3 separate regions of the Homo sapiens genome follow, and regions 2 and 3 are each linked to region 1. A link is an interaction called in ENCODE POLR2A ChIA-PET data of the cell type or tissue named here. Cell type or tissue: PC-3. All regions are shown on one strand. Each heading gives the region's core, and the rest is flanking DNA. Links, peaks and the distances in the headings are about the cores only.

Region 1 (10,894 bases), core at 1,356-9,355:
ATCCAGGATAACCCAACCCCCATTCCAAGATCCTTAATGTAATCACATCTGCAAAGTCTCTTTCTGCCATGGAAGGTACATGCTCACAGGTTCCGATTGGCGTATCTTTGGAGGGCCATTATTCTGTCTACTCCAGGCAATGGTGAAGAGGCACAGTTTCAACCTGTGACGGCTGAGGGGAAGGACCCTGCAGGTGGATAGGATAGCCTGAGTAGAAGCAGGCATTTGAGAACCTAAGCACTATTGGCCAGCACCTGTGAGTAATTGCAGGAAGACTGTGATTTTGGGGGACAGGGCTGGAAAGCCAGCCTGGACATGGCCAGTGCCTTGCTCCATTTCCAAATAAATGCAGTTGGCCTCTGAGGCTTAGTGGCAACCGTCAGTGCCTGTGGCATGGCGGGGCTGGCGGGGGGCCTCCTGGATGTGAGGTGAGCCTTGCTGTTCAGTGTCCATCCCTCCCCGACCCACACTTCTCCAGGCCCAGCACGGCTTTATTCAGGACCTGCATGGTGAGTCGGACCCTCGCAGTTGTCCCCTCCGTGAGGCCCTCCATTGGCCCGTCTCTTATCCACCCACACCCCCACTGCCAACAGGCCCGCAGGCAGCACTTGTCCCCTCCCCTGCCTTCCCCAGCCTCCAGGCCTCCAACTCTCCCAGTGTTACGCCTCCAACACACTGAACTGCTCCCTCCCTGAACTCCCCGCATTGTCTCACCTGGCCAGGCCATTTCCCACAGCTTTCCCTGTGCCAGAAACACCCACCACCCGAGCCCTTTTCTTCCCACTCCTCATTCTTCAAATCTCAGCTTTTTGGAAGAACACTTTCCCCTTCCCTCCACCCCACCGCACAGGGAGCAGTGAGCGACTCCCACAAAAATCTTTTTTTTTTTTTTTGAGACAAGGTCTCACTCTGTCACCCAGGCTGGAGTGCAGTGGTGTGATCATGGCTCACTGCAGCCTCAACCTCCTGGGCTCAGGTAATCCTTCCACCTCAGCCTCCCGAGTAGCTGGAACTACAGGCACATACCACCATGCCCTGATCATTTTTTGTAGAGATGTTACCTAGGCTGATCTTGAACTCTTGGACTCAAGCAGTCTACCTGCCTCGACCTCCCAAAGTGCTGAGATTATAGGTGTGAGCCACTGTGCCTATCCTCTCACAAAATCTTTTATAAAAACCCATACCTGGCCAGGTATGGTGGCTCATACCTGTAACCTCAGCACTTTGGGAGGCCGAGGCAGGCAGATTGCTTAAGCCCAGGAGTTCAAGACCAGCCTGGGCAACATAGCAAGAACAGGTCTCTTAAAAAAAAAATTGGCCCAGGCATGGTAGTGCATGTTTGTAGCCCTAGCTACTGAGGAGGCTGAGGCAGGAGGATCACTTGAGCCCAGGAGTTTGAGGCTGCAATGAGCTAGGATTGCGCCACTGCACTCTACCCTGGGTGACAGAGCAAGACCCCATCTCAACAAACAAAAAACCCAAAAAACAGAACAGAAAGCTCCTCCCAGCCCACACCTGCTGAGTGGTTGTCCCCTGCGGTGATGACTGACACATGCCATTTAACCTTCATGTTGCTGGTAATAGCTCTTGATTTTATGGAGTGCCAGATACTGTGCTTCACACCTGATTTTTCATTTATTCCCCCACAAGCCCTCTGAGGTTGGTGTTATTAGCCTCATTTCAGAGGCGGGGACACTGAGGTTCTGACAGGTGAGGTAACGGCCGTTGCATGACATGGCTTTGAAATAAAATGGTGGCTCTGTGAATCAAACCCAGGCCACCCTGGCTCCAAGGCCTGGGCTCTAAACCACATGCCACACTGGTGTGATTATGGTCCATGTTTTATAGGGGAGGAAACTGGAGCTTAGGGAGGTGAATACCTGGGCCTGGCTAATGAGTGGCTCTCACCCCAAGGCGTGGCTCTTTTCAAAGGCCAGGCCTGTCACTGCCTTGCTACATGGTCACTGATTAATCTTGCCTGCTACGCTATACTGCTGGGCCTCTCTTTTGTAGCTATTTGTGTAGATCTTTCCCTCCCCCATTCTCCCCTCTCCCATCTGCTGGGAGCTTGTTGGGGGCTGGGCCTGAGTCTGTTTCGTCTCTGAATTCTGCATGTGGCATAGGGCCTGGCTCAGAGCCCACGCACAGCACACGAGTGAATGAGGGAATGAATGGTGTTTCCTGGGCATGGCTTTGGGAAAAGCAAGAAACTGCTCAGAGTGCCCATCGGCAGCCAGTAGATCCAGAGAGGCTGAGGCTGTGAGCTCCTGCAGGGCCCAGGCCTGGGGTCCCAGCACCACCTCAAACTTCTTGGCAGATCTGAATGCCCAAGTTAGGTTTTGTTTTTTTACAGATATATAATTTTGTACTGAATTATGCATGTATTATTTCTTCCCAAATATATATATAATGCATGTATTCTTTCCAAATATATGTAATATATATTATATAATGTGTAATACATAATTATTACATGTAATATATTATATAATGTGTAATACATAATTATTACATGTTATATATATTATGTATTATATATAATATATAATTCTGCATTATATATTATATATATATAAATATATTTGGGAAGAAGTAGTACATGCATTATATATATATACATTTTGGAAGAAGAAATACATGCAAAATTCAGTATAAATATATATATATTTGGGAAGAAGTGATAGATATATAATTCAGTACAAAATTTTAAAAGTACAAAGGATATTCAGCAAAACATTAGTCTCTCCGTTCTTTGAATTCAGTCTCCCAGCTCCGTTCCCAGAAGCATCCCCTGCTATCTCACTTGCTTGTGTATCCTTCTAAAGAACCCAATGCATTTACCAACATAGATGTGCATATCTTCTTCCCTGGCACACACATAAAAATAATAGCAAACTGTCTATATTACTGTACCATCTTACATTTTCATTTAATAAAATACTTTGAACATCTTTCCTATCAATACTATACAGAGCTGACTCATTCTTTTTGATGGTGGCACAGTATTCTATTGCATACTTATCATATGTATTTATTGTATGTATCATATAATGAACATTTAGGCATTTCTGGTCTTTTGCTATTATAAATAATACTGCAGTGAGCCTCCTAGTACTTCATGTCATTTGGCACATGTGCAGAAGTACGTCTGAAAGATAAACACCTGTGAAAGAAATTGATAGGTCAAAGAATTATATTAAAAAAAATTTTTTTTTGAGACAGGGTCTTGCTCTGTTTCCCAGGCTGGAGTGCAGTGGCACAATCTCAGCTAACTGCAGCCTTGAACTCCTGGACTCAAGCAATCTTCCCACCTCAGCCTCCTGAGTAGCTGGGACTACAGGTGCATGCCACCATACCTGGCTTAAGATTTTGATACATATTGGAAATGACTGTTCATAGACCTTATACTACCAGCAATGTGTGGTGTGTCCAGTTCCCCATATTCCCAACAAATAGTAATTTAGCAAACCTTTTTACTTTATTTTATTTTGAGACAGAGTCTTGCTCTGTCACCCAGGCTGGAGTGCAGTGGTGCCATCTCGGCTTACTGCAAGCTCCGCCTCCTGAGTTCCCGCCATTCTCCTGCCTCAGCTTCCCAAGTAGCTGGGACTACAGGCACCCACCACCACGCCTGGCTTATTTCTTGTATTTTTAGTAGAGACAGGGTTTCACCCTGTTAGCCAGGATGGTCTCGAGCTCTTGACCTCTTGATCCGCCCACCTTGGTCTCCTGAAGTGCTGGGATTACAGGCGTGAGCCACAGCGCCCGGCCAGCAAACCTTTTTATCTTTACCAATCTGACATGTAAATCATGGGATTTCATGGTACTCTAAATTTGCATTTCTCTTCTCAAGTAAGGTTGAACGTTTTCATAAGTCTAAATGCAACTTGTAGCTCCTTTTCTGGGAACTGTTTGCTCATATTCTTTGCCCTTTTTCCTGCAGGGTTCTTGGTTTCTTACTTAGTTATTTGTAGGAGCCCTTTATATATATTAAAGATATTAACCTTGGGTCGGTGATAAGGGTTGAGAATATCTTCCTGCTTTATTGTCTCCATAAATTGTGTTGCAAGAGGTTCCCAGTTTATTACTTTCCACTTTCACTCTAGTTATTTGCCTCCATGTTCTTATCTCCTTATATTGTAATTGTCCTCATTTTTCCACGAACTTTCTCTCACATTATCTGATTTAAAACTTGTTACCTTCAAGAGAGATGAATATTGATACACCCATTTGTTTGGGGAGGCAATTGTCTGTGGATCTCTTGTATTTCTGCACATCTTGCAATCAGAGGCACTGACAGCTTTTGTTCTGGTCTGCCTTTTCAAGGATGTGCTAGTAAACTTCCTTGGAAGACAGAGATGACATCTTCCTCTGGAAAAGAGGCAGCTTTTTTTTTTTTTTTTTTTACTGTTCTGTATAATAATAACAATATTTCTCTCTGGAGCAAAGATCAAACAGGTTTTCTTGCAGCCCATTATAAAAAATTTGGTTCCCCCAAGTGTGGAACTCCTCAGCTGTGATACAAAACCCATTGTATATGTAGTGTAGCATCCACTCGAGTCAAGCTTTGTGTTGTCCTCATGGTACTTGGGGTGGAGGGCTACTTGCTTAAGCTTAGTTTAGTAAGGCACAGAGCTGGGATTTGAACCCACAGCTCTTTGCAACATAAAGCTCAAGTTTCTTGCTGTGCCATGAGTAATAAAGTCGTTGTCTCTGACCCAGGGTCTCGTGTCTTCTGCCAGCATCCATAAAACTATGGCAGGACAACTTTTTAACTTGCAAAAAGAGTAAAATTTTAGACCTTTACAGTTCTTGGCAATTTGGCAGCTGTGCCAAGTGAGGCTTTGATCACCTGTGCCCAGGGTCACCCAGACAGAAAGCAGAAAACTAGGTGTGTTACTTTTTAGTTATGCTAACGTGGACTTCCTCTGTTAGCAGGTAAACGGCCCACGGCTAGGCTTCTTTCAGCCACTTTATCTTGCTTTCAGCTTACCCACTTTCAGCTTACCCGGGCCTCGCTCCCTCACTCAGGGGGCCCTCCATCTTTGTGCCTCTCCCATATCTCATGGATCTCATGCGTTAGGCTAGTGGTTCTCACACTATAGTGAGCCTCAGAATCACCTGGAGAACTTATTAAAAATTCAGACTTATTAAAGGTGCAGGTTCATCCACAAAGACTCGATTCAGTAACCCTGGCTCGCCTCTCCATGGGTTCTGTCCTGGGGGTGGAAGGACCACATGGCGAGTTGCTGCTGTAAAGAACAGGCTGACTGTGAGAATTTGTGAGCAGGGATTTGATCAAAGCTGGCTTGAGACAGATGAGCCTGGTGCTGGGGTGAGTTGCCGGGGTAGGTCAGCTCTGGGGGAGGCGGCTGTGGTCCTTTGGTCTTGAGGTGATAAGGCGATGATGGTGGGGCAGCAGAGGGAAGGAGTGAGGGGGTGCTGGGACAGGGCTGTTGACCCAGCTGGGTGATAGCCCTGTGTTTCCAGCCTCAGGAAACCTGCTGTCTGACTCACCTGGTACTTTGCATGTATCATCTCCTGGCTCAAACAATCACTGTTGGCTTCTGCAGGAAAAAAATAAAAAATCAAATCTAGTGGCTTGACCTGCTAGGCCCTTTGTTGTCTGATTCGAACCAGCTCTGCAGCCTCTGCTCCCTGGTTTTCCTTTGACACAGTGGTTAGACCGCAAGGTGCAGGCCCAGACCTTGTGAGTTCAAATCCCAGCCCGGTGCCTTACCAAACTCAGCTTAAGCAAGTAGCTCTCAGTTTCCTAGTTGGCAAAATGGGAGTGATGACAGTGTCCACAGCATAGGGGAGCTTCGATGATTTAAACAAGTTCATGGATGCCACATACTCGAACAGAGTTAGGCATAGAGGAAGAGGCCAATACATTTAGCCTGTTTTTATAAGATTTCTTTTTTACTGGAACTTCCCACTATCCGCCACCTCCATGTCCTTACTCTAGGCACCATTTACTGTGGCTCACCCTGGGGCTGTGAAGGGCCCCCTCCTCCAGGGCGCCCTCCCTGCTTACCCAGGCCTTGATCCCTCACTCAGGGTGCCCTCCATCTGAGCTCCAGCAGCCCCGGGTCTATGTCCCTCCTCTGACCCTGGCCTGCCTCCTGCCTTTGTCAGGAGCCTACAGTGTTTACCTCTTTCTCTTCCCCGAGCTCAGGTCGTCCCCTGGGGACAGACATCCTGGCTCCAGGGCACCTGCCTGCTGGTTTCTGCTGAGCAGGACACCAGCTGTGGGACTTTAGGCAGGCTGAGGCCCCACTCTCTCTCAGTTTTCTGACCTATATAAACTGCTGGAGGTAGGCTGAAGCACGTGTTTGGGCTTTAAAAGAGGGAGAATCTTTGCTGAAGCAAAATCTCACAGAAAGCTGAGTATATAAAACCAGTGTGAATGCATGTGTGAGAAGGCCTGGGAGTGTGTGAGTGTATGTGTGAGCATGTGTATGCATGTGTGTGCATGTGTGAGTAGGTGTGAATACTGTGTGAGGTGTGTAAGTGTGTGTGAGTGTGGGTGGTCACAGCAGATCCGCTCAGCTCCCACCTCTCTGCTTAGGGCTTAGCAGGCGAGGCTTGAAGATCTCTGGGCTAGAAGATTTCTATGCCCCCATCCTACAAGTGTAGGAGTTTTGTCTAAATCATCTTGCTGGGCTTTTAGATGCTTATTATGTTTCTTTTTCTTTTTCTTTTTTTTTTTGAGACAGAGTCTTGCTCTGTTGCCCAGGCTGGAGTGCAGTGGCTCTATCTCGGCTCACTGCAAGCTCTGCTTCCCAGGCTCAAGCAATTCTTCCTGCCTCAGCCTCCCTAGTAGCTGGGATTACAGGCACTCACCACCATGCCCAGCTAATTTTTGTAGTTTTAGTAGAGATGGGGTTTCGCCATGTTGGTCAGGCTGGTCTTGAACTCCCGACCTCAGGTGATCCACCTGCCTTGGCCTCCCAAAGTGCTGGGATTACAGGTGTGAGCCACTGTGCACGGCCAAGAAGATGCTTACTATGTTTCTTAGCAGTCAAGGTGAGGATAAGGATGAGGTAACATGGACATGGCAGGAATGGGAAACTTGGGGTTCGTGAAGCCTCCTCTCTTCTCCCCATGCTCCAGCCCTTTCTTCTGAAGCCCCAGACATGGATATCCCTGTTGGGATGTGTTTGTTCGGTTTCTGTGTACCAGGTCCTCATTGTATGTTTACTCAGCGAGGACAGATATCTCTGGTGGATCTTCTCATCCCCACAGGCTCCAGCCCTAATCCCAGGCAAGGACTTTGGAGGAAGCACTTTCCTCTCCAACTCCAGCACATTCCACTGGAGGGGGAAGGGTCTTGGCAGGACTGAGCCAGGGGAGGGCAGAAGATGCTTCCTGGCACTGTGGTTCCTTGGTGCATCCCCCGTGCCTCCCTGGTGCTGGCACGGCTGGTAGGCCTTGGGCTGGTAATTGGGCAGCCTGCTGAGGGCTGATGCTGGCACTGGGTAGTTCCTGCCTGGAATGCACGTGAGATGCCTAAGGGAGCCGGTGAGGCTTTGTCTTCTGTTAATACTCTGTGTGTGTGTCTTTGAGGTGGGATAGTGTTCCTTTTCAACTGACTTCAAAAAGCGCTTCAGATACCAGGCCCCTCTCATGGGATCAGGCGTCAGCTGCTCTTCCTTGGGGCAAAGGGGATCTCCCCCGTTCTCCCTCATCTCCCCCTTAGTCCCCAGGCCTGGGCATTCCTGGTATTCCCAGCTCCTGGCAGCCCATCTCGCTATGTGATTCTCTGTGGTTTCTGCCTGATGAATGTTTATCCTGCAGCCGGTTGGAGCCGGGATGAGCAGGGCCTCAGCATCCTGTCTCCAGAGCAGCTCTGAAGCTCCTTCCAGCTGCTGTTAGGAATGCCCCTTCTGCCCCAACCCCCTGCTCACCTGGTCCAGAAACTCACTAACCTGACCACCCCTCCCCCAAGTCTGCAAGGCCCCGCTTGCCAGCCTAAAGCCAGTGGAGCCTGGAATGAGTCAGAATTGAAAATAATAAGCACTCCCCTCAACCCATGCTAGAGGTGAGACATGCTCACTGCTGCTTTTTTGAAAATGTAGAAAACACAGATCTTCATTAGAAATCATCTGTCTCTTGGCTGGGCGCAGTGGCTCACGCCAGTAATCCCAGCAGTTTGGAAGGCTGAGGTGGGTGGATCACTTGAGGTCAGGAGTTTGAGACCAGCCTGGCCAACATGGTGAAACGCTGCCTCTACTAACAATATAAAAATTAGCCAGGTGTGATGGCAGGCACCTGTAATCCCAGCTATTCAGGAGGCTGAGGCAGGAGAATCACTTGAACCCAAGAGGCAGAAGTTGCACTGAGCCAAGATTGCGCCACTGCATTCCAGCTTGGGTGATGGAGTAAGACTCTGTCTCAAAAAAAAAAAAGAAAAAAAAAAAAAAAAAAAAGAAAGTCGCCTCTTTCATACCAACCCCTAACTGTGGGCTCCGTCTGTGAAGGCAGGGCCCAGGTGGACACAGCCCTTGTCCTTCCCCTCCCTCAGCAGGCATCAGCGCTGGCAGAGATCGGGGTACAGTCATTGCTTGGTTAGTAGAACCTAATTCTGCCAGGACGCGTTCCAACACAGATCTAGGAGGGCCCCGGTGTGATTCCTTTCCTGGAGGTGGATTAGATAAACCACCGTCCCAGACCAGCTTCCTGACCTCAGTGCAAATAGGAGGCTCACACCTCAACCAGGAGCCATGCAAGATTCTCTCCTTCCCTTGTCCTCCCCATGAATCGTCAGCCTGACCTGCTGGCTCTGCCCTCGGGATATCCCTTGCACCAGGCCACTGTTCCTGAAGTCCTCTGATGTCTCCCCAGAACAAGCCCCCAGTGTCTCTCACCTGAACTCCATTAGAGCCTCTTATTAGATCTCCAGCTCTTTGGGCCCCACGGTCTATTCCACAGGGAGCAGCCAGGGGTGGGGAGGGCGTCCCAGTGCTCCTCTGCTCAAAGCACCATTACTCTCAAGATAAAAGCCAGCGCCTCCATTAGACCGCAGACACCGAGTGCTCTGTCCTGGCCTCCCCTGGGCTCATCTCCTGCACACTGTCATTCTGGCTCACCCCTCTTAACCACTGGGACTTCTTGGTGTTGCCTGAACAGACCAAGCTCCCTCTTCCTTAGGGATTTTGGCTTTGCTGTGCCCTTGGCTTGGAATAATCTTCCCTGGGGATCTGAGGGCTCCTTTGCCTCATTCAGGTCTCTGTTCATGTGTCACCTCCTCAGAGAGGCCTTCCCTGACCACCCCTCAATGGCCTTCCCTGCTGACCCCCTCCCTGGCTTTGCTACTCTGCCCCCTACCCCAGATGAAAGCCCCAGGAGGGCAGGCAGCTTTAGACTGCCCTGCTCTTGAAGCCCAGAGTCTAGAAGGTGCCTGGCACACAGAAGGTGGACCATAATTGGTGTTAAATGAAAAAAAATAAAAGGGCTTCAGGAGAAGGCTCTGTTCTGGCAAATAATCATTAAATGTTTACTAGTGCTGGAGTCAGCCCTGGGGCTAGATACAGAAGCTCCAAGTCTAGATGGGGAGACAGAGCTGTGGTAAGTGCTGGGCAAGTGGGTGGGGGTGGGAATGCTGACCCAGCCTGAGCGGGTCAGGGTGGACATATCAGGGAGAAGAAACCCATGCCAATGGAACTGAGAGGAGCTGGCATGGCTGCCATCCAGGTAAAGGGAGGGGGCAGGTAGGCAGGGAGGATGCTCTGGCCAACGCCGGGTGGAGGTGGCCTCCAGCATACAGCGGGTGTTCAGTGAAAATGCTTGCAGTGTCCAAGACCCCTGCATCCGAGGAGGACAATTTGAGTTTCTGGACGGGAACCTTCCCAGGTGAGGGGGAGTACAGAGCTGAAGCTTCCCCTCAGGAGTCGTGGGATCAGATGGGTTTTGAAAGGAAAGATTTTGCCTGTGGAGGGGTCTTGCTCATCTGGGACTGCCCAGAGTCTGTTCTTGAAGGAGGCAGCATCGCCACCACAGCCCACCAGGATCCTGATGGGAGGGAAGTTTGTCAGCCAGAAGGCAGCAGGGAAGCACCCAGGTGCCCTCTCCTGGGTGCTGGGAATCCGGGCAGGCACCCGGACATTTTCTTTCTCTCTGTCCTGTGTCTGGCACTCTCCTTGCCCCAGTCCAGATGGAATGGGCCACAGCTTGAAGTGGGGCAGAGGCGTCAAATGAGGCCCAAATTGAGTAGGGCAGGACAAAAGCTGAGAGAGACACCCCTGGCTAAGATCGGTGGGGGGGCCTCCCTGTGTGGAGTGAGCGTGAGCCTGCTCACGTACTCACCTCCAGGGAGAGGGAGTGAGGAGGAGGCAGGCCCCTGTCTTCCCAGGCTGTGGAATGTGGCACCTCGGGGAAGCTGGCCCCTGGACCTGGGACTATTCCTTGCAGGACTCAGCTGTCCCTCCCCACCCACACCATCTGCCCTGGTTCTGGTCGGGCTGGTTTTTCCTCCCCTGAGGACTTGGAGAGGAACACCAGGGGCCATCCTGACCTAGCTTACTTGCCCTGCCCTCCCCCTTTCCTGGGTTTCCACGTCTCAGGAAGCCATTGAGATGCAGCAGAAATGGCCAGACCTGGGCTGTGCGGAGGCTCAAGTCCCGAGAGCATCAGCCTCCTGACCCGAGTGCGGCTTTGGGCTGCTCATGACATGGCCGGCGCTGCCCTGTCCTGGCTGCTGGGCCCTTCAAGACAGTGAATAGGATTCTTCCCCATCTGGGCAAGAGCAAGGCTCCCCAAGAGACGGCATGGGTCCCAGGGCTGGGGGATGGTAGTGGCAGGGATCTTGCTCAGCTGAGACCGTCCAGGACTTGGCCAGCATCTCTGGCACACAGCAGTGCTTTGTGCAGGGTCCCTCTCTTTCATCACTCCC
Region 2 (10,894 bases), core at 1,286-9,285, 620 kb after region 1:
CTCAACTCCCTTGGGACAACTCTCACTTTCCACTTTCCATCCAAATTGTTTATGATGAGAACCATAATAAAGGGCTACCATGTATTGAGTGTCCCGATGGTGCCAGGCATTGTGCTAAGTAGTTCATGATATTAAATGTCATTAATCCTTACAGTAACCTTCCCAGATAGGTCTTAGTGTCCCCATTTTAGAGATGAGGAAACCAAAACTCCAACAGTAAAATAAATTGGCCAAGGTCACACAGCTAGTAAGTAACTGGTGATGAAACCATATGATTTATTTGGAGGAAGGGGGATTCTAGACCCCCATAATTTCTATCAGTGCCCTCTCCACTTACAACCAGGCTACCCCCCTCAAACCCCAATGTAGAGAAATTCCAGTGCCAACATGGTAGGTGGCAGATCCAGGCCTGGCTAACTCCAAAGCACTGCCCTATTCATTTATGTATATGTCTTATCACCCAGAAAACTCTAAGTTCTTGTGTCCAAGTCATTTCTATCATCTTCACAGTTTAGAAAAATGCTTAGCATGGTCATAAGCATTCAAAATTTATGAAGGTCTATCATTTGATTCCCAGTATACCCTATTGAGTCTTCTAATCATTCATCCATATAATTGCCAAGTGCGATTCTACCCTCAGTCTTGAGAGGCAATGATTTGTTCATTTATGTTGCAGGTGCACTTGGGTAAATGACTGCTGTGTTTTATGCATCCGTGATGGTGAACAGACACTGCAAATGTGCACGTAGAGATCATGAGTACAAAAATAATTATAGTGCAACTTTCAAAACGTTTTAACATACAGTATTTCACAATGGCCCTGTGAAACAGGCGAGGCATGTATACCCATTTTCATGCATTCTACTATCTGACACCAATCCTTAGCACTGAGGATTTTTTAATGAAGGAGTTTATATTCTAGTAGGAGTGACAGATAATAAATGTGCAAATCATCAAAATATATGTTAGATGGAGAAAATTGCTACAGAGATGAAGCAGAGGAGGAGGGCAGATGCACCAGGGTGAAGAGCTGCTATCTTAAACAAGGTGGTCAGGAAAGGTTTTCCTGTTAGAGTGGCAGTGAGCAAAGAGGTAAGGAGGTGCTTGATGTGGTGATGGGATGTGTTCCAAGAGGAGGGAACAGCAAGTGCAAAAGCGACAAGGCACAAGTGTGTCTGATGAGTTGGAGGAGCAGCAGGGAAGTCCATGTGGCTACAGTGAGTGAATGAAGGGAAGAAGAAAGGAGAGAAGAGGAGGGGAAGGGAGGGGAAGAGGGAGGAAGACAGGGTGAGGCCGCGGAGTCCCAACAGAACCAGACAGTGTAGGGCTTTGTAGGCTACCTTGGAGGGGTCTCAAGAGGAACAGCAGGCATAGACAACTCTTTGAGGAGCTTTGCTGTAGCTGAAGGAGAGCAGAGAAATTGGATGATAGCTGAAGGTAGATATGGGTTTAAGAAAGATATATTTTAAGGTAGGAAAAATTATTCTATTTGAAAGCTGGTGGGAATAATCCAGAGAGAATATTGATAACGCAAGAAGGCGGGCAACTGCCGAGATGACTGGAGCACAGACAGCTCACACAAAAGAACAGAGGGAAGCCAGCACCCAGATGCAGATTCAAGTATGTGCCTGGGAGCAATGTAGGGAGCAGTGGGCGGTCTCTCCCGATTGCTTTCATTTCATCAACAAAATTAGGAAGCGAGGCCATGGACTCCGAGGAAGGATGGCAAGGACAGAGGAGAGGGAACAAAATAACCTCCTGGGAGAGTAGGAGACTGGCTGACCAGGGAAATGTGCTTTAACCGCCAGGCAGCATGAACGGCCCCCTGAAAATTAGCAGCCACGATAAAGGGAGAGTATCCAGCACAGTTAGGAGATTCTCTTTAAGGTTAAAATTATGCGCTTCAGAAAAGCAGGTGTTACATGCAAACAGAACTGGGACTTGAACTCAATCCTCCATATTCTAGCCCAGAAACTTCATTTGGCAGCTGTTAGAATTTCCTCAAAAAATGACATTTTTTTTTTTTACCATCGTCATAATCAAAAAGCATTGCTTGAGACTAGGGTTGCCAGATTTACCAAATTAAAATATAGAATACTCAGTTTAGTTGGAATTTCAAATAAAAAGCAATTTTTTTTGCATGTCCCATGCAATACTGGAGCAATATTTTGGACATAGTTACACTAAAAAATTACTCATTACTCATCTGAAATTCAAATTTAACTAGATGTTCTCTATTTTATCTGGCATCCCTAATTGAGACCCTTCTCCGAAGATACAAAGAGATAGCAGTCCCAGTTGCTGTCGCTCTTTGGGAGTTTTCAATCAGGTCAAAGATAAAATGAAAGGAGTTAAACAACAGTTCAGAGCAAGGCAATGGACTTCAAAAGTCCTAACACTGCTCAACTCCTGACTGCCCAAGTCCCAAACCTGTAAGTCAGCCTACTTCTCATCTTGGTGTCCTCAGCAGCTACCAAGACACCTAGCCAACTGGTCGACATCTGCTAAGTACTCAACAATCACCTGTTATTGACTCAATCAAGCCATCAGTTAATTAACAGAAGATCATTTCCTCTTTCAGAAATCTGCTTTGGAAAACATGTTATCCGAGACCCAGTCTCGGTACTCCTGCAAGCTCCAGGACATGCAAGAGATCATCTCCCACTATGAGGAGGAACTGACGCAGCTACGCCATGAACTGGAGCGGCAGAACAATGAATACCAAGTGCTGCTGGGCATCAAAACCCACCTGGAGAAGGAAATCACCACGTACCGACGGCTCCTGGAGGGAGAGAGTGAAGGGTAAGGCAAAGGCTGGCACGAGAGGAGCATGCGAGGGACCTCCAGCTCCTGTGGGTATATGTGTGCATCTTTGGGTTCTGTTAGCAAGAGTCACTCTAGCAAGAGAAAAGTTGTGTTGAGCTACTCCAGAAGATACCTATAGCTGGCTGTATTTCACTAAGCAGCAAGTATAATTAATCAACTAATACTCACAGGACACTAAGATTTGCAGTCAGAAGAGTTAAAGTCTCTAGAAGGAAACAATTCAAAAGGATTTGGCCACTGTGTTTCCCAGTAGGAATGCACACAATTTTGGCTCCAAAAAAAAGAAGGCAGGGGGAATGTGTTAGTCCACCAGCAAAAGAGAAAAAAAAAAAAAGATGCATATGAGCTAGAGATGTCTAGACTTTCAATCTGATATTTCTGGCCACCCCAGGAAATAACAACAGCTGGCCATATAAAGGGCATATATATTCTATGATCCGAAAGGAAGGGATAGAAGTTTTATAAAAATACATAAATAAAACATCACTAGACCAAACTTTGAACAGCCTGAGAAGCTCAGGGGTCTCAGGCTTGAGACCCAGACCCTGGCAGGGATCCTAGAGAAAACCAAGCTTGCAGCTGAAAGGAGGGGATGGTTGGTGGACTTCCCCTGACTCCAGGGTTAGCAGGAGGCGGTACCCAATGCCTTCTGTATCCAGACGGGTTCTCCCGTGAACCCATGACCTTGAGACTACTAAGCTCAGACAATTATCCTCATTAAAGAGCAGAGGATTTACAAGCAAGCGAAGGAAGTTAGTTCATCCTGAGAAGTTGTTATGATTGTTGCTAATACTAAAGTGAGCTTTAACCTTTATCACTTTTATAGGACACGGGAAGAATCAAAGTCGAGCATGAAAGGTAAAAAATTTCCTTCATTGTTTGAATCTCTGTTTTTAAGGAATTAGCATGGTTATCCATTTTGTAGTAGTCATAATCCTTAATGTACTCCCAAATGTCCTGGGTTCAAAATGTCCTGGGTCAGGAATCTTCAATGAACAAATTAGCTAATACAAAATGATGTAAGCTCTCATTATTGTCCTCAATATAGGTAAAAGCAAGCAGTAAAGAAAATTAAAATGATAATTAATAGTATTATGTCTCTATTAAGTAATGGAGTCAGTTTACTAAACCCCTAGAAAACTAAGAGGCAATGATTTCATGATTTCATTTCTCAGATGATTCTGTTGAACACTCGTGTTCCATGAGATTTGAATAGTGTATTACGAACACTGTGTTCTATGGCCAGATAAGGTTAGAAATACTGTGTGCCATGATCCTCTTCTTGGACAGTCCTGTTGCAGTTCAGTGTATTAAAGATGGAACAGGTACTGCTTTGAAGGAGAAAAGGAACAAGAAAGAGGTAGAAACAACAAAAGTTTAACTTTGTTTAGCCCAGTATTCCCAAACATCTTTGACCTGGAAACATGCTTTCTCAGATTACCTTTAATATCTCACAGAAAAGTTGCAGGAGACTGTAGTCTGGGACAAGTGGCACTTTCTGATTAGTTTGTGATAAACCTATTCTAAGGCATTGGAGATTCAAAGAATCAGTTGGAGTAATCATCACAGGACAGCTGGTCTCACTGCTACCCATCTACAAAATAAGACAAGGGTCTTTGAGACTCTCTTCACACATGTCTTAGGATGGGGAACCCATACTTGATGGGATGGTCCCAATGGAGAGGTTTTAATTTAACAAAATTCTCCCTTGTAAATTTATTAATGATTTCAATTCTTCCCTATGGTCTAGAATTGCTTTATTGATGTTTCAACAGGCACTTATTCAAATAAGTTATATATTTGAAAACAGCCATGGTAAGCATCCTTGGCTTCTCACCCATTCCTCATGTGGCATGCTTTCTAGACTTTAAAATGAGGTACCCTGAATAGCACTAAGTGCTCTGTAAGCTCAAGGAATCTGTGCAGTGCTACAAAGCCCACAGGCAGAGAAAGAACTCCTCAAGTGCTTGTGGTCAGAGACTAGGTTCCATATGAGGCACACCTATGATGAAGGTCTTCACCTCCAGAAGGTGACACTGTTCAGAGATCCTCATTTCCTGGAGAGTGGGAGAAAATCCCTCCTTTGGGAAATCCCTTTTCCCAGCAGCAGAGCCCACCTCATTGCTTAGTGATCATTTGGAAGGCACTGAGAGCCTTCAGGGGCTGACAGCAGAGAAATGAAAATGAGTACAGTTCAGATGGTGGAAGAAGCATGGCAGTGACATCTTCCATGCTCTTTTTCTCAGTGTCTGCAACTCCAAAGATCAAGGCCATAACCCAGGAGACCATCAACGGAAGATTAGTTCTTTGTCAAGTGAATGAAATCCAAAAGCACGCATGAGACCAATGAAAGTTTCCGCCTGTTGTAAAATCTATTTTCCCCCAAGGAAAGTCCTTGCACAGACACCAGTGAGTGAGTTCTAAAAGATACCCTTGGAATTATCAGACTCAGAAACTTTTATTTTTTTTTTCTGTAACAGTCTCACCAGACTTCTCATAATGCTCTTAATATATTGCACTTTTCTAATCAAAGTGCGAGTTTATGAGGGTAAAGCTCTACTTTCCTACTGCAGCCTTCAGATTCTCATCATTTTGCATCTATTTTGTAGCCAATAAAACTCCGCACTAGCTGCATCGTGTCTTTTTTTAATATCATAAGGCAAGACAGCACCTCAGGGTTTCATCCTAACAAGGGGTTCTCAGAACATCGTCCATGGAAGATCCAGAGAAATCTCCAGACATCAGACATGTTCACGGCAGCCAGACACTGGGCAGAATTGTCACCCTGTAGCCAGGCAACCTAGGCATGAGTCATGGGTCATGAGGCTCTCCACAATCCACACTTCTGCCAGTAGGAAGGGAAGGGAGGAAACAGAGAAAGGGAGGCCCAGAAAGCCTCACTGGGAGTGTGAGATGACCAAAAAGTATGCTATCTCACTTTTAAAAAGGAAAAAAGCTGAAAGGCCTAAAAGAGTAACTCTCTTTTAGGCTACTCTAAGCTAGAAAAGGAGATTAAGGGAAAAAAATTCTCATTACAGACAGATACTATGGCTCTAAAAGGGGAAGTAACTCATCCAAAATTCAAATTGCAAATACTAGGATCCAGAGTATCATGCCATATTAGTCTGTTCTCATGCTCGGGTATAAAGACATACCCGAGACTGGGTAATTTATAAAGGAATGAGGTTTAATTGACTCACATGTGGACATGGCTGGGGAGGCCTCACAATCATGATGGAGGGCAAAGGGGAAGCAAGACACGTCTTACATGGCAGCAGGCAAGAGTGCTTGTGCAGGGGAACTCCTCTTTATAAAACCATCAGATCTCGGCCAGGCACAGTGGCTCACGCCTGTAATCCCAGCACTTTGGGAGGCCGAGGTGGGTGGATCACCTGAGGTCAGGAGTTCGAGACCAGCCTGGCCAATATGGTGAAACCCCGTCTCTACTAAAATCGAAAAATTAGCTGGGCATGGTGGTGGGTGCTTGTAATGCCAGCTACCTGGGAGGCTGAGACAGGAGAATTGCTTGAACCCAGGAGGCTTAGGTTGCAGTGAGCCAAGATCGCACCACTGCACTCCAGCCTGGGTGACAAGAGTGAGACTCTGTCTCAAAAAAAAAAAAAAAAAAAAAAAAACATCAGATCTTGTGAGACTTATTCACTATCAGGAGACCAGCACACGGGAAAGACCCTCATGATTCAATTACCTCCCACCAGGTCCCTCCCACAACACATAGGAATTATGGGAGCTGCAATTCAAGATGACAATTGGGTGGGGACACAGCAAAACCACATCACATGCTGAGCTGTAGCAGGTGAATAAACCACTGAGACTACGAACCTCTGTCCTCTGAAGAAGATGCCATTTTCTCAAATTCTAGGAGTGTGGGCCACTGTTCTGAGGTTGCTGCAGAGGAGCACTGCTGGAGAAAAGGAAGGGGGAAATCCACATATCCACTAAGACATCGTCAGAATACTGCACATGGAATTATAGGATATTAACAATTTAAGAGACTGTAGACACAGGATAGTCAAAATCTCCCATTTTACAGACAAATCAACAGAGGCCCAGAGCAGTGAAGGCATTTACCCAGACACTCACTGGATCGGTGCAGCTGGATCTAGATCCAGGTCTCTTGACTCATTTAACAGCTGTTAAACCAAAAATGGGTGTGATTTAGTCCCATTGTCATCTGATACATTGGCAATGCCCTGCATATTTTTTTGTCTCTATGTTTAATACTCCTTTGTAAAGGGTAGCTTTTGATATTTCCTGAACTGAGCATCTGTTAAAATTGGATTCATCTTCCCTTTAAGGCAACAATTGGTGTTTCTGATCTTTAATGCCAAAAAAAAAAAAAAAGAAAAGAAAAAGAAAAAAGAAAAAAAATAAAAACAGAATAACCACACCCTAGCAAAAGTGTACTATTGGTTTAACTAAATACATTAACTCTCTGATGTAAAATTAATAATTTATCTTTACTATTTCAAAGAGACTCAAAAATAACCAGTACACAAACATCTTCACTAAGTTTTCTTTGTGCAGCATTTGTATGTGGTGACTTTTTTTTTTGAGACGGAGTCTTGCTCTATCACCCAAGCTGGAGTGCAATGGTGCCATCTCAGTTCACTGCAACCTCCGCCTTTCGGGCTGAAGCAATTCTACTGCCTCAGCCTCCCAAGTAGGTGGGATTACAGGCGCCCACCACTGTGCGCATCTAATTTTTGTATTTTTTAGTAGAGACCGGGTTTCACCATGTTGGTCAGGCTGGTCTCGCACTCCTGACTTCAGGTGATCCACCCACCTGGGCCTCCCAAAGTGCTGGGATTACAGGCGTCAGCCACCACACCTGGCCGTATATGGTGACTTTTGTTGTTATTTGGGTCAAGAATGGATTCATATTAGACTTTATTAGGTTCTCTTTTTCTATTTCATTTTACTAAGAGAACTTCTTTATGTTACTAGTTATTATAGTCTCCAAGCAGATCTAAAAATGATTTTTTTTCTCTATTTTAGCACCAACTAATTCTGCTGTTTTGGACATTATCTGTTTCCTGAAATCTAGAAAATGTGCATAAAATATGCTATTTTTCTCAAGGTGAATTTTTTAATACTGCTAGAAAAATATTTTGAGGAATATCTAAAAATAATATGACAAGCTGAAAAGAAAGTTGTAATACCAAATCCAGAAAACAATCACAAACCTTCCATTTACAATCATAGTTTATATATGATTTGGTAATGTAAATCATAACATATGAATAATTTTTCATGCAAGGACCTAAAATATCTTTAAAGTCTTATTAATTTTCGCTGTATCAATTAAGGTGACCAATTCATCCCAGTGTGCCCAGAAACTCATTAGTCCCAGGCAAACTGGGGTGGCTGATCACCCTATCAATAAATTGCCTCTGTTTCACTAAGGAGAGGAAAGAAGAGAGAAATGAAACCATTTGCCTGAATAAAGAGACAATTGCATGATTTTGGGCTCTAGGTAACACAGAATAATCTTCCCCCACACTTAAATCAGCGTAAAAATGTTTCAAAATGCCCATTACAAACCAATTAATGCCTATGCATTCAGGTGAATTACCAACCAAAGAAGATTTTGTTTGTATTTGAATTTGACCAACATACACCCAACCCACATAAAGGAGGTGGCAATAAGTTCTATTGTTTTCATTCCAGAAACACTTTGAATAAATAGCAATTATCATTCTATAACCCAAAATCCAACTAAACAAACCGATGGCTAATCCGGAGAAGTATAATGTATCACTTTGGAATTTAGGATTTATGTTAACATATTTGCCCACAGTGTCATAAAATGGTGGAGTGGATAGATAGATCCATCTAATACTGTTAATCCAATCAAATGCACACCTTTATAGACTCATGTCTTCACTATTATTTTTACACACCTACCCTGCTGATGATGTGTAAATCGGGAACTAAACATAAAAATTCATTATTAAAGGAATGTAGCAACAGTATGTGGAGGGAAGAGGTCATAAAGTCTAGCAAGGAGTAAGGACTCGAATTCTGGCAGCAAAAGGTGGGGAACAGAAGGAGACCCGAGGACGTTTCTTTAGTGCAGGGGTTCTCAAACTTGGCTCACATCAGGATCACCTGGAGGGGGTGAGAAAATTCTAATGCCAGGCCACACTCTAGAATAATTAAATCAAGACTTTTGGCCGGGCATGATGGCTCACGCCTGTAATCCCAACACTTTGGGAGGCTGAAGTGGGCGGATCACTTGAGATCAGGAGCATGAGACCAGCCTGGCCAATATGAAACCCCATCTCCACCAAAAATACAAAAATTACCCGGTGTGGTGGTGGGCATCTGTAATCCCAGCTACTCAGGAGGCTGAGGCATGAAACTCACTTAAACCCAGGAGGCAGAGGTTGCAGTGAGCCGCGACTGCAAGATTGTGCCACTGCACTCTAGCCTGAGCAACAGAGCCAGACTCTGTATTAAAAAAAAAAAAAAAAAAAAAAAAAAAGTACTTGTGGAGGTTGGGACCCAGCCATCAATTTGTTTTAAAGAGTCCCAAATAATTATAATGTACAGCCAAGTTTGTGAACTTACACTGGTACCTTCAGATGAGTGCTTTTTTGATCTGTTTGTATGTTTCCCATATTACTAATTTTTCAATACTCCCAACAGGAATTAATGACAACTAATGAAAAAAAAAGGACGTAATCCCCAAGCACTAGTGATTAGAGTTTCATTTTACAGAATTGTAGAGAACTGCTTCCAGGAAATACAGCTGAATTAAAACTTAGAATTGAGACAAATACTTCACTTACAAAAGTATTTTAGTGGCCAGGCACAGTGGCACGCACCTGCGGTCCCAGCACTTTGGGAGGCTGAGGCAGGAGGTTCACTTGAGGCCAGGAGTTTGAGACTAGCCTAGGCAACATAATGAGACTTCGTCTATATAAAAAGTTTAAAAATTCACCAGTGCAGAGGCTTGCACCTGTGGTCCCAGCTACTCGGGAGCCAAGGCAGGAGGATGTCTTGAGCCCAGGAGTTCCAGGCTGCAGTGAGTTTTGATCACAACACCATACTTCAGCTGAGCAACACAGCAAGATCTGTCTGGAAAAAAAAGACAAGGAAATCAGAAAAGTATTTTACAAAATTCTGCAAGCATACTTCCACCTAAGTCTAGCAAAATTCTTCCAGGTACTTAATCAAATATTTTTCCAAAGTGTTAGGTTCCTGTAGTAAGTTTCTCTTATGGAAATTTGTGTGTTATTTTAGACTCCTCATTTCTTTTACCTCTTAGATTTTTGTCAAAGCAAAGTAAAATAGTAATGTATGCAAATAAGAGACCCATCAAGAAAACATCTCTAAGCCAAGTGACTAAAAAATTAATTTAAGGAATAAAGAAGCAATTTTTTTCCTTAAAGAAATATCAGATTATTTTAGTATTTCCCAAATGCACATTTTATATTTCTCTAAATAGTTAATTAGGGCATTACATGTAATTTGAAATCAAAAATATCAGCATTAAAAGTAAACATAGAAATCAACTGATTGAAACTTCTTATGTGAGAGATAAGGAATCAAAAGACTAGAAAAGTTATCCAAGCCCTCCTGGGACTCAGGTCTCATTCCTATCCATTCCAGCATCTTCAACATATAAAAACATCAGAATTGAAGAAAACATACCATATTTTTTAATTCATAGCAAATTAAAAATAACAATTATAAATGTATGAACTACTGAAAAGCCAAAATAACTTATGCACTCTCTAAGCTGGAACCAATATGAAAAAATGTCCATAATTATAAGAAAAAAGTAAGCCAGAGGTATGTACGAAAGATTAGATTTTTCTTTACAGATAGCTGTAAGTGGGTTACTTAACACAGACTACATTTAGATATTTAGTGCTAAGAAGAGACTTCTTCTTCTCCTTTTCCTTTTTTTTTTTTTTTTTTTTAAACAGGGCCTCCCTCATTCTGTCACCCAGGCTGGAGGGCAGGGGCATGATCTCAGCTCACTGCAGCCTCAACCTTGCAGGCTCAAGCCATCTTCCCACCTCACCCTCCCAAGTAGCTA
Region 3 (10,894 bases), core at 1,738-9,737, 120 kb after region 1:
CCAGGATGGGGTATAAAAGGGTTGGGAGGAGAGGAGGCTTCAGTCTCAGTGGCTCAGCCTTCCCAGCTGATCTGAAGCTCCTGTGCAGCCTCAGCCCTACACCATGACCTCCTTCTACAGCACCTCCTCATGCCCTCTGGGTTGCACCATGGCTCCTGGAGCAAGAAATGTCTTTGTCTCTCCTATCGATGTTGGGTGCCAGCCTGTGGCAGAGGCCAATGCTGCCTCCATGTGCCTCTTGGCCAACGTGGCACACGCCAACAGAGTCCGTGTGGGGTCGACTCCCCTGGGCCGCCCCAGCCTCTGTCTGCCCCCAACCAGTCACACTGCTTGTCCCTTGCCAGGGACCTGTCACATTCCCGGCAACATCGGAATCTGTGGGGCCTACGGCAAAAACACCCTGAATGGCCATGAGAAGGAGACCATGAAGTTCCTGAATGACCGCCTGGCCAACTACCTGGAGAAGGTGCGCCAGCTGGAGCAGGAGAATGCAGAGCTGGAGACCACACTCCTCGAGAGGAGCAAGTGCCACGAGTCCACCGTGTGCCCCGACTACCAGTCCTACTTCCGTACAATCGAGGAGCTCCAGCAGAAGGTGAGGTGTGGGATCGCCTGGGCATGCTGGGTCTGAGAAGGCAGAAGCCTTCGCAGGAGGAATCTGCATAAGGTCCAGAGAGCTTTGGGTTCTTGGTTTCTCTTGGACATGAGCGTAAATACCACACATGGAGTGGGAGCTTAGAGTATGGTGCTTTGTGTGTGAACCGTCTTTCCGTTTTCCTCAGATCCTGTGCAGCAAGGCTGAGAATGCCAGGCTGATTGTACAAATTGACAACGCGAAGCTGGCTGCTGATGACTTTAGGATCAAGTAAGTCAGGATGAGGAGGGTCAGTGTGACTTCTCTCCTGCTGTATTTCCAAGGGCCCGCCCCATTACTCAGTCTATATTGTAGGTGTTCAAAAACAGTTTTTGACTAGAAGAATATTTCTCTCCACACCTTAAATTAGCCTGTTGCTAGAAATGGTCATTATATAGGAGGAAAGAGAATATAAGCATTGAAAGAAAAAGAAGGGCTGTAGTCTAGATTGGTTAGAACCTATGTCACTTTCTCCCATATCTAGAAGATAAGAGGATTTTGCTTTTCAATCAGAAGTAAAATTGAGTCATCACAAAAATAAACTGTCAATGCATAGGTTGTTGCTAGACTCTCTGACTCTTGGCCAAATCCATCAGCTGGAGGAATTGTCATTGAAGCTCCTTGGTAGCTAGAGTTGTGCTTGAATGAAGGGGAAAAGCAAGAAAACAACGAGAAATAATGAATCCAAGAGGAAAAGCAGCAAACTGAAGGTCCAGAGGCTTATTTTTAGCCATTCTTTTTCCTGGCCAAATGACTCCTATTATGGCAGAATAAATGCTGCATTTGAAGTCAGAACACTTAGGATGAGTCCATGCATTTACTATTAACTGGGCATGGAATTCTGAACAACTCGTGTTTTGTTTCTGAGCCTCAGTCTTCCATCTGGTCAATGGGCATAATGTCCTGACTACAAACCGTGTCGCTGCAGGGTTGAGAATAGTGTATACTGCCCACGTGAACAAATAAGGATCCAAGGTGGTGTGGGAGGTAGGAAGCCAGGGCAGCTGAGAGGGGCTATTGGGGCATTCTTTTTGACCCTGTGCCTCCTGTGACGGAAGGCTGGAGAGTGAGCGCTCCCTTCACCAGCTGGTGGAGGCGGACAAGTGCGGGACGCAGAAGCTCCTGGATGACGCGACCCTGGCCAAGGCCGACCTGGAGGCCCAGCAGGAGTCCCTGAAGGAGGAGCAGCTCTCCCTCAAGAGCAACCACGAGCAGGTGTGGCCCTGGCTGCTCAGACTCCTGGGGAGGGCGCTGGGCAGACAGGGGAGCTCCCCGGCCCTGGGGCTCTCAGAGCATTGCCTGGGCTCAGCTGGCCTAAGGATGCAGGGCTGAGGTGGGTCTGAGGGTCCAGAGGGCCTCTGTGGAAAGTGCAGACTTGCCTTGGGCATGAGGAAGGTGTCCAGGTGGGCTCTCCCAAATGCACTCTGGACAAGACTTTCCCATTTGCTTATGTGTGGGACTCCCCTCCTACTGCTTGCCAGGGACGGAGTCCTGGTGCTGTCTGCTCCATCAAAGGCCGTTTCCTTACGCAGGCTGTCTATCGCTTCCATTTCTGCAGGAAGTAAAGATTCTGAGGAGTCAGCTGGGGGAGAAGTTCCGGATCGAGCTGGACATTGAGCCCACCATTGACCTGAACAGGGTGTTGGGGGAGATGCGGGCTCAGTACGAGGCCATGGTGGAGACCAACCACCAGGATGTGGAACAGTGGTTCCAAGCCCAGGTGAGTGGGGGTTACAGAGCCAGGGAGTACCTGGCCTCCATCTGAGCAGGGAGGTGACTGTGTTTCTCTGTGCTCCAGTCTGAAGGCATCAGCCTGCAGGCCATGTCCTGCTCCGAGGAGCTGCAGTGCTGCCAGTCGGAGATCCTGGAGCTGAGATGCACGGTGAATGCCCTGGAGGTGGAGCGCCAAGCCCAGCACACCTTGGTACGTGTCCTTCACCCTCACTGCACTGCAAATGCCCCATGCCATGTCCTGGTAGTAGCATCTCTTAAAGTCTCACAAATCAGTTCCTTCAACATTAAGTCAAGATCTGGGGTCCTCTATACCCGATGGAGACGTCTTGCTGTCAAGTTCAGTGTGACCCAGGGAAATGGTTTCTTCAGAAAATCAAGTCCACTTCCTTTACAACACAGTGCGGAAGTTCAGGCACTCACTCCACAAGATTTTACGAGGTGCCTGCTTTTTGTCAAGCACTGGGGATACAGGGATGAACATGACAGTTCCTTAAGTTAGATTTGTGTGCATGAGAGAGAAGTCATGGTCATGTTGACAGTGATTTCTCCAGAGCTCTGAGAATGTCCTATGACATTTTGGAATTTGCCCTATGTGTGATGAGTTTGGTCATGATTTTCACTGCTGAGTTTTGGGGCACCTGGATCTCTTACCCCATTATTTCCCATTACAGAAGGACTGTCTGCAGAACTCCCTGTGTGAAGCGGAGGACCGCTACGGCACAGAGCTGGCCCAGATGCAGAGCCTCATTAGCAACTTGGAAGAGCAGTTGTCTGAGATCCGGGCCGACCTGGAGCGGCAGAACCAGGAGTACCAGGTGCTGCTGGACGTGAAGGCCCGGTTGGAGAACGAGATTGCCACATACCGGAACCTTCTGGAGAGCGAGGACTGCAAGTACGTGTGATCTGGGCAATTCCTAAGCCACACACATGACTGTCAGGCAATTCCTCAGAGGTAATGGAAGTGCTTGCAGAAGATATCATCTTAACAAACAAGCCTTCCTGTGCTCTCTTGCTCAGTGACTCATTAACCTCTCCTGGTCTGTGCAGACTGGATTATTGAGAAAATGTTCTCTAAATGATAGCCAGGTCCCTAAGCCAAATCTTCCCCAAGGATTCCTGGATGTAGAAAGACACAGATGAGAGAACTGTTGGTATAGATTCTCTGGTCTGTGTGCCTTGTTGGTGGCAGGCCCAGCCTTCACCCTGATCTTACCCTTGTCCATCAATCACTGAGACATCTTTTTAATGTAACTCTTCTTTCTCTCCCTGCAGACTCCCCTGCAATCCCTGTTCCACGCCTGCCTCCTGTACTTCTTGTCCAAGCTGTGGCCCTGTCACCGGTGGGTCTCCCTCTGGCCATGGAGCCAGCATGGGGAGATGATTCTGAAGGCCCGAGTTAGGAGATTGAGGCTGGTTGCACTGGGGTCAGGAGTGCCCTCACCTTGCCCAGTCTTCCTTCAAGACTAGACTCACTGAGGCATTTTCCCTAAATCAACCGGTAGCAGATACTTCCAAGGAGTGGCTCCCTGCCTATGCCTCTAAGCTGTATTTTTTGTTGTTGCTAAAATGTTGTAATTATCTTCCATGAAAGCAATTATTTTTCCTGGTGTCTCTTCTTGGTACTTTTAGTTCTATTCCAGTGTTTCAGAATCTCCAAAAATGTAACTGGGTTCCCTGCATTAAATGGTCAATAAACCTCCTTCCTGCACCAAGTGCTGTCTCCCCGGTGTTGGTTGTATGTGAGATGTCGGAGAGTCCTGGTCGTCAGGTCCTGTGTCCTCACTGGCTCTGACATCTTGCTTCCAGGAGCTCCCTGGGGTGCTCTGGGGCCTCTGGATGAAGGTCCCTTCCTGATGTTGGATGTGTATTCACCTTTCCCAGGGATCCCTATAGACTGGTGGAAGGAAGTGATGCCAGTTGCCAAGTTTGAATTCTTTCAGAACAGCTCAGAGCTAACATGTCCCTACCATGCTTTTGGCATCTTCAGCCTCTTGTTATTTTGTCCAAGAGCAAAATCACATCACTTAGCATTCTAATATCGTCAAAGGAAGGTCGTGTTGAGAATTGTCTGAGCCAAGTTGCCAAGTTTTTCCTCTCACTCCAGTTGGCCCCTTTCATGGAGCCATGGAATTCTCGCCCACTCTCCCAAATGCAGAGGCCCAGATTGGGCACTGGAGACTGGGGTCTTGGTCCTGGGGCACTTCTAGGCTTTAGTTTTCTCTAGAGAGATGCTGCCACTGATGTTTCTGTTGTCTATTCTGCTGCTGTCTTGGAGGTGCTGGCGGTGAGGGCTGCCGCTGCCATCAGAGCACTCCAAGTCCCTGCCTGCCTCTCAGATGTGGCTTTGGCACTGGCCAAGGTGGTTCACAGCCAGATGCAGTTATAAGCAGGTGGAGGAGCAGCCCAGAGAGGCTGCTGCCTCCCACGCCATGCTAGTCAGTTTACGGCAAGCACCAAGTGTGTCCAGAAGAATGAAACTCTTGGGTCTCAGCTTGTCCATGTGCCCTGGTGCAAAGAGCAATGAAAAACTGGTCCTTCTTCATGGTGGCATAGTGTGGTGGAGGTGGATCTTCTCTAGGGTCAGGGAAACTTGGGTTCAAATCCCACCTTGGTGACTCTGAAGTGGGATTTGAACCCACCTTGCTGAGTGAAGTTGGCCAGGTCACTGCATTCTCTTGAGACCTATTCCTTGTTTGTGGAAGTAGGATAGTTGTATTTCCCTCTCACTGTGGTTGAGGGGTAATGCATCTAATGTTCCTGGCATCTAGAAGGTGTTCAGTGGATATTGGTTTATTGGGGCTCCCTAGGAACCAGCAGGTACAATCTCTTCCTCCCAGAGAGAAAAAGGAGCTGAAGAGATAGTAGCAGAACCCACTCTCAGCATCGGGGCCCTAGATTCTACGTTGGTGGCTGGAAAGTTTGGCCATATTCCTTGTTCATGTACATGCAATAATAAAAGCCATCTTCTGTTGTCATTAGGCCTGTTTCTCACTCCAAGTAGCCTAACTGAATCCAAAAAAGCATTCATTGGGCTGTCAGAGGACAAGACTGTTTGGTGGGCTCTTCTAATGAGGAACCCACAAGAGTCATGTTTTAAGAAGTGGCCATGACCCTCCCTGACCCTCAGTGTGATGGGGTTGTGGAGATCCGACCTGTCCCCACCTTTCTTGGCCAGGTCACACCCTTAACAAGCTCTACCTATGAGGTCCCATGGCTAGGTGTGACAGGAGGTGCCACTCAGGTACATAGAAAATGAAGGCTAGAGGCTGGCAGGTGGGTAACCAGTGCAGTCAGGACACCTGGACCCTGGGGTTTTACTCACATTCGTTATCCTAGCCTGAGAGCTTAGGGCTCCCTCTGGTACCAAATCCCAGACATCTTTTCTTGCAAGTGATTCTCCCGCCTGGACATTCTGTGCCTGTCCCTGGCCTCTCTGCCTCACATACTCTCACCGACTGGATGGATATAGCCCTGAATGTGGCACAATAGGCTTTGCTTTGGCCACAATAACTGCAACCAGGTGTCTCTTATTTTCCTTCTCCTGAGGCTTCTGCTCCCTTGGCTGGGGGCCACATCTGGTTCTGAGCCACCTAGTGCTTAGCCCGTCCCTCTTCAGTTCACCAATCCTGCACTGCCTGTGGGCTGATGTGTGATATTTCTTCCCAGCCTTCACGTGGTAACATCAGTTGCGGCTCATGAGGCCCATGCACTTATGTATTTTTTGACACCAAATGCCATTTCTCACAAATTCCAGCAAAGTGGAAAGGAGAAAGGGTAAACAGCTACAGGCTGCTGGGGTGGACACTGCAGTCACCGAGAGAGCTCTGGGGAAGGGCCCACTCCTGCTCCCACCACTGTCTACACTGGGAAGCCAAGAAGATTGAAGTGAATTTCTGGACTTTCCTGAACAGGAGCATTTTTTATTTGGATAGTTTTTTTGTAGACGATGATATGTGATACCTAAGGCTGATGGTGTGTGCCCCACCCTCCCCTCCTTCCCCCCAGCATCTTCTCTTTGTCTTCCTGACCAAGAACAAAATCAATTTCATCTGTTCTCATGGCCACTTATAATCTTCATGAGCTCAGCTTGAAGCTCATGAAGTTCTCAGCCTGTTTAAATTAAACCATTTTTAATGTATCTTTTTTCTACCTAATTCAGTGTTTCATAACCATGCCTTCCCACTTAATAAATGTAAAGATATCTTGCCTTCTCACTTAATGTTTTAACTTTCAAAAATGTAAATACCAAACTCGTATCATGACTAAAAGACAGCTCATTTCAAATACAGGTTATGCTTGTTTTCAAATGACACTTCCTCTAACTAAAATAACTTCCCTGCCATCTGTTTTAGATATTCCAAACATCACCTCCCCACTGGGGCTAGGGGGTGATACACAGACTCTCCCAGTTAGAATCACCGTTCCTATTCAAGTATGAGCCCCTGGGCTAAGCTTACCTGCTTTACCTGCCTGCCAGGTGTAATACGTTTTAGCTTCTGAGGAGGAGGGTTTCTCAGTGACCCAGGCTGCTCTGCCCTGGCCCCAGGCCTTTGTCTGTGACCCCCTAGTGGCCAGTCCCAGGTAGCTATATTTCACACTCATCCTCTCCAAACTTGAATGCAGCTTCTCCCGCTCTAGCCAGCTCTTTCCTTTGACTTCTCAGCTCCCTTGAAGCACACAATTGTCCTAGGAACTTGGGGGTGACCTTGGGGCCACTTTCGGTTTCTCTTCCTCCTTTGACCCCATATACAGTAATTCTCCCTGTCTTGTAGAGTCCTTCTGCAGCATCTATGTCCTTTGTGCCTTCCTTTACTTCAGCACTGCTGGTGGCTGGTTTTGGGTTCCATCACATCCTGCCTGGATTCTTGTAAGAGCCTCCTCCTGCTCTCTTCTGTGCCAGGTTTGTTCTGCACACACCACCAGCCCTTCACTCTTTTGTGTTCTATTTATTGAGTAAATATTATGTACAAGGCACTGTATTGCATGCTAGAGAGCATACGAAATGAAGATGGAGTGTTCCCACTCCAGGGTGCACACTGGGCAGTGGTAAAAGGAAAATGGGGCCGGGCGCAGTGGTTCACGCGTGTAATCCTAGCACTTTGGGAGGCCGAGGCAGGTGGATCATCTGAGGTCAGGAGTTTGAGACCAGCCTGACCAACATGGTGAAACCTCGTCTCTACTAAAAATACAAAATCAGCCAAGCATGGTGGCACATGCCTGTAATCCCAACTACGCCAGAGGCGGAGGCAGGAGAATCACTTGAACCCGGGAGGCGGAGGTTGTAGTGAGCTGAGATCACGCCACTGCACTCCAGCCTGGGCGACAGAGCGAGACTCCGTCTAAAACAATAACAACAACAAAAACAAAACAAATAAACAAACAAAAAAGAAAATGAAATGTCAGGGCTTTCTAAATTTATTATGCCGAAGTGAAAAATTAAGCCTTGGAAACTGGGTCATGCGATATAGCTGTTCTTCTTCTCTCCTGCAAAGACAGTTGCTTCCTGACTTGTGTGTTGACATGTTGCATAGTAACCAGACTCCCTTGTCTGTATTCAAACCTAGAGTAAATGACATTGGAGAAGGAGGCCCTTGTGACTGCTACCTTTTTACAATAGAATGTTAAGCAACCCCATGAGAGTGTAATCAATAGCGGTCAATCAGATCTTACATCTGTACACTAGCCTTTGTGTGGAAAACGTCGTAATTCTGTTCAGCACCTCTATTTTTGCCTATATAAGTGATCTTCATTTTCCCCCTGCACTGGGAGTACTGATTGCCATTCTTCGGTGTTCGTGTGTCCCCAGAAGACGGCTCTCACATGCCATGCTTGAAAAAACTCTTTTTAACCAGATCCTGAGCCTTTTGATTATTTTAGGTTGACAGGCACTGGATTAATTTTCTAAAATTTCTCCTTTGATTCTCTCTTTCATCTGCTCAAAAACCTCCAGAGGACTCTGTTCTGTTTCTAGCTCTTCAGGCAAGTTGTGTGGCCCAGAGCAGGAACTTCATAGCTATTTGTTGAATAAATCCAGTTGGACAGCTGGCGTCTAGGAGTGTTGGCCTTGTGTTCAGTCCAGAGTCCACTATCTGGCCCTTTCTGGGTCACTGGGCAGAGCAGAAAGAACTTGGGCTTCAGGGTCAGGCAGACCTGGGCTGACATTTCAAGGCCCATACTTTTCATTCCAACTTGGTGAGTTCAGACAACATCCCTAACTGCTCTGAGCTTTGTTTTCTTTACTCTACAGTGGGATACTTGTAACTGCTTTGTAGTGTGGTTATAAGGATGAAAAGACACAACTATATGGGAAGCATATGGTATAATACTTGGTGGCACATAGTAGGTGGTCAAATAATAACACAGTAGGCCGCACATAGTAGGTGTCTATCTAATTTGCGTGTATAGATTTGTGAATGTGTGAGAGAGAATTAAGTAAAATATTGTATACCAAGTGCCAAGCTCGGTTCCCTTCACATAATAGATGTCAATAGATATTACTTCATGTGACCTTTATCTGTCCTTTATGAACATTGTTTTTCGCGTGGACTGGCCTCTTCCCCACAGGCATAAGCAACACAGTGTGCATATTTTCCTTTTTGTCTCTCCTCTCTCCTTCATCCTAGATATCCTCCTAAAACAAACCTCAGCAAAGAAGAGCAAACTAGGAAAACAAACAGAACTTGCTTATTACATTGGAGAAAACTGCATGCTAACTGATTTGAAGTACAGTAATCCAAACACTGGCTCCTCTTGAATTCATCAAATCCTGTTTTGTGACCTGGTGCTTCATTCACCTAGGATGAAGTCACCACAAAACTTGTCTATTGCTATGGAGCAGTGATTCCGTCTTCCAAGGGTGGTCCCCAGACCAGCAGCATCAGTGTCATGTGGGAACTTGTTAGAAATGCAGACTCCCTGGCCTGACCCCAGACCGCTTGAATCAGAAACTGTGGTGTGGGGCCTGAAAACCTGCATTTTTTGCAAGCCCTCTGGGTGATTCTGATGCTGGTTAAAGTTTGACCACTGGTGGAGATGTTATGAAAATAGAAGCAGACAATATTTTTAGCATAGAGGAGTACAAACTTCACTCTTACAGGCTTCAGAAATGCAATTTGGCTCTTTGGGTTGACATTTTGTGTCATTCAAACTCATTTCTTTGGGGGTCCAGTACTTGGGACAGGCCTGTTGTTGGCTGTTGCATTTCTGAAGTTGTACCCAGTTCTCTTGAGCCCACTTCTGCTTCTGAGTGTTTTCTTGTGTTCATCCTCTTTTTTTTTTTGTCACCCAGGCTGGAGCACAGTGGCTCGATCTCGGCTCACTGCAACCTCCACCTCCCAGGTTCAAGCAATTCTCCTGCCTCAACCTCCCGAGTATCTGGGACTACAGGCGTGTGCCACCACACCCAGCAAATTTTTGTATTTTTAGTAGAGATGGGGTTTCACCATGTTGGCCAGGATGGTCTCGATCCTTGATCTCGTGATCCGCTTGCCTCGGCTTCCCAAAGTGCTAGGATTACAGGCGCGAGCCACTGCGCCTGGCCTGTTCATCCTCTTTTTCTGGAAAACTGTCTCCCATCTTTCCTGCCCATCCAAGTCTTCCCAATCTTAAGTTCCAGACAAAGTGTCTTTGATGGCCCCTCTATATCTCTAAGCTCCAGTCACTTCTCCCTCCACTGAGTTACGTGACCTCTTTTTCTGCTCTCAGCTTTTTGAGGGTGGAAATTTCTCCTTTTCATCTCTGCATCCCCCATCCCCTTGAGAAGGGCTTTGGTATAACAGGAGTTCAGGAATATCAGACATTCAGAGTAAGTCACCAGGATAAGGCAAATCATGCCTTGGAGAATATCACCCACATCTGTATAGAGTTACAGAGAAGGGTCCCCATGCGTCTCATTGACTGTATATGGGACCAACTGGTGGCTGGCTGGTTGTCATGGCTGAATAGCCAGTGGCTCCAGCATGGTTTACACAAAAGTCCTGGGCAAGAAGGTTTTCTGGCCATCTACTGGCAGCCTTTCAATCTAAACTAATCAGAAATCCCACTGTACAGCCCGCACTTAAGAGTGATAGTAACTGTTACATCATGGAGCATGTCCAGGGAAACATTCCTGGGATGGCAAGGGGACTTTGAACCATGCTGAATGCAGAACCAGGAGTAAGAAATCTCACATCTGCCACAAAGAGCTGAGAATATGGCAGAATGATTAGATTTATCCTGTATGGGACACCATGGGGGAGAACTGGAGAGTAAATGAACTAAAGGGCCAACTCTCTGACTTACTTGCCAATGTATTACTAGCCTCCAGCTCAGCCCCTGGTTGGCACAGAGTAGGTACTTCATAGCTATTTGTTGAATGAATGAATGAATGACCCAACAAAAGCTATAGGGAGAGGTAACACGAAGGTAGATTTGTGAAGACTTTCTAAAAATTCTCTATAATGTGAGTGCCTTAAGGCTGAGCTAGCTGCTGTTAATTTTCTGGATACCAGTGTCTTGCACAAAGCCTGGGAAGCTGTTTGTAAGCCA

What was found. Peaks named below come from ENCODE experiments on the same cell type or tissue, not always from the same donor. Only the 100,000 strongest peaks of a DNase experiment are listed, where the experiment ranks them.
Region 2: POLR2A ChIA-PET joins it to region 1 with 6 read pairs; 8 of 35 experiments call an interaction of 5 or more read pairs at or near these places.
Region 3: POLR2A ChIA-PET joins it to region 1 with 5 read pairs; 5 of 35 experiments call an interaction of 5 or more read pairs at or near these places.

The regions. Positions count from the first base shown.
Region 1 is chr17:41,535,774-41,546,667 of GRCh38, reverse strand. No RefSeq gene overlaps it. Among named protein-coding and RNA genes, the nearest start is that of KRT19, 13 kb to the right of the region's middle. RefSeq lists an enhancer at 6,875-7,495. In PC-3, for the core only: no CTCF peak of the experiment used is centred there; a DNase peak (open chromatin) is centred at 5,537; H3K4me3 peaks cover 394 bases; H3K27ac peaks cover 3,403 bases.
Region 2 is chr17:40,917,262-40,928,155 of GRCh38, reverse strand. KRT23 (keratin 23) reads left to right here. Exons shown (of 9, transcript NM_015515.5): 7 at 2,582-2,802; 8 at 3,653-3,684; 9 at 5,073-5,456. The coding sequence ends at 5,167. LOC105371777 (a long non-coding RNA gene) reads right to left here. Exons shown (of 3, transcript XR_934754.3): 2 at 9,791-9,927; 3 at 6,665-6,748. Among named protein-coding and RNA genes, the nearest start is that of KRT23, 15 kb to the left of the region's middle. In PC-3, for the core only: no CTCF peak of the experiment used is centred there; a DNase peak (open chromatin) is centred at 5,645; H3K27ac peaks cover 850 bases.
Region 3 is chr17:41,413,733-41,424,626 of GRCh38, reverse strand. KRT37 (keratin 37) reads left to right here and starts at 42. Exons shown (of 7, transcript NM_003770.5): 1 at 42-595; 2 at 783-865; 3 at 1,693-1,849; 4 at 2,193-2,354; 5 at 2,433-2,558; 6 at 3,040-3,260; 7 at 3,641-4,080. The coding sequence starts at 104. The coding sequence ends at 3,749. RefSeq lists a silencer at 3,216-3,510. In PC-3, for the core only: CTCF peaks have their summits at 6,707 and 6,925 (motif pointing left); DNase peaks (open chromatin) are centred at 3,336 and 6,736; H3K4me3 peaks cover 1,245 bases; H3K27ac peaks cover 4,070 bases.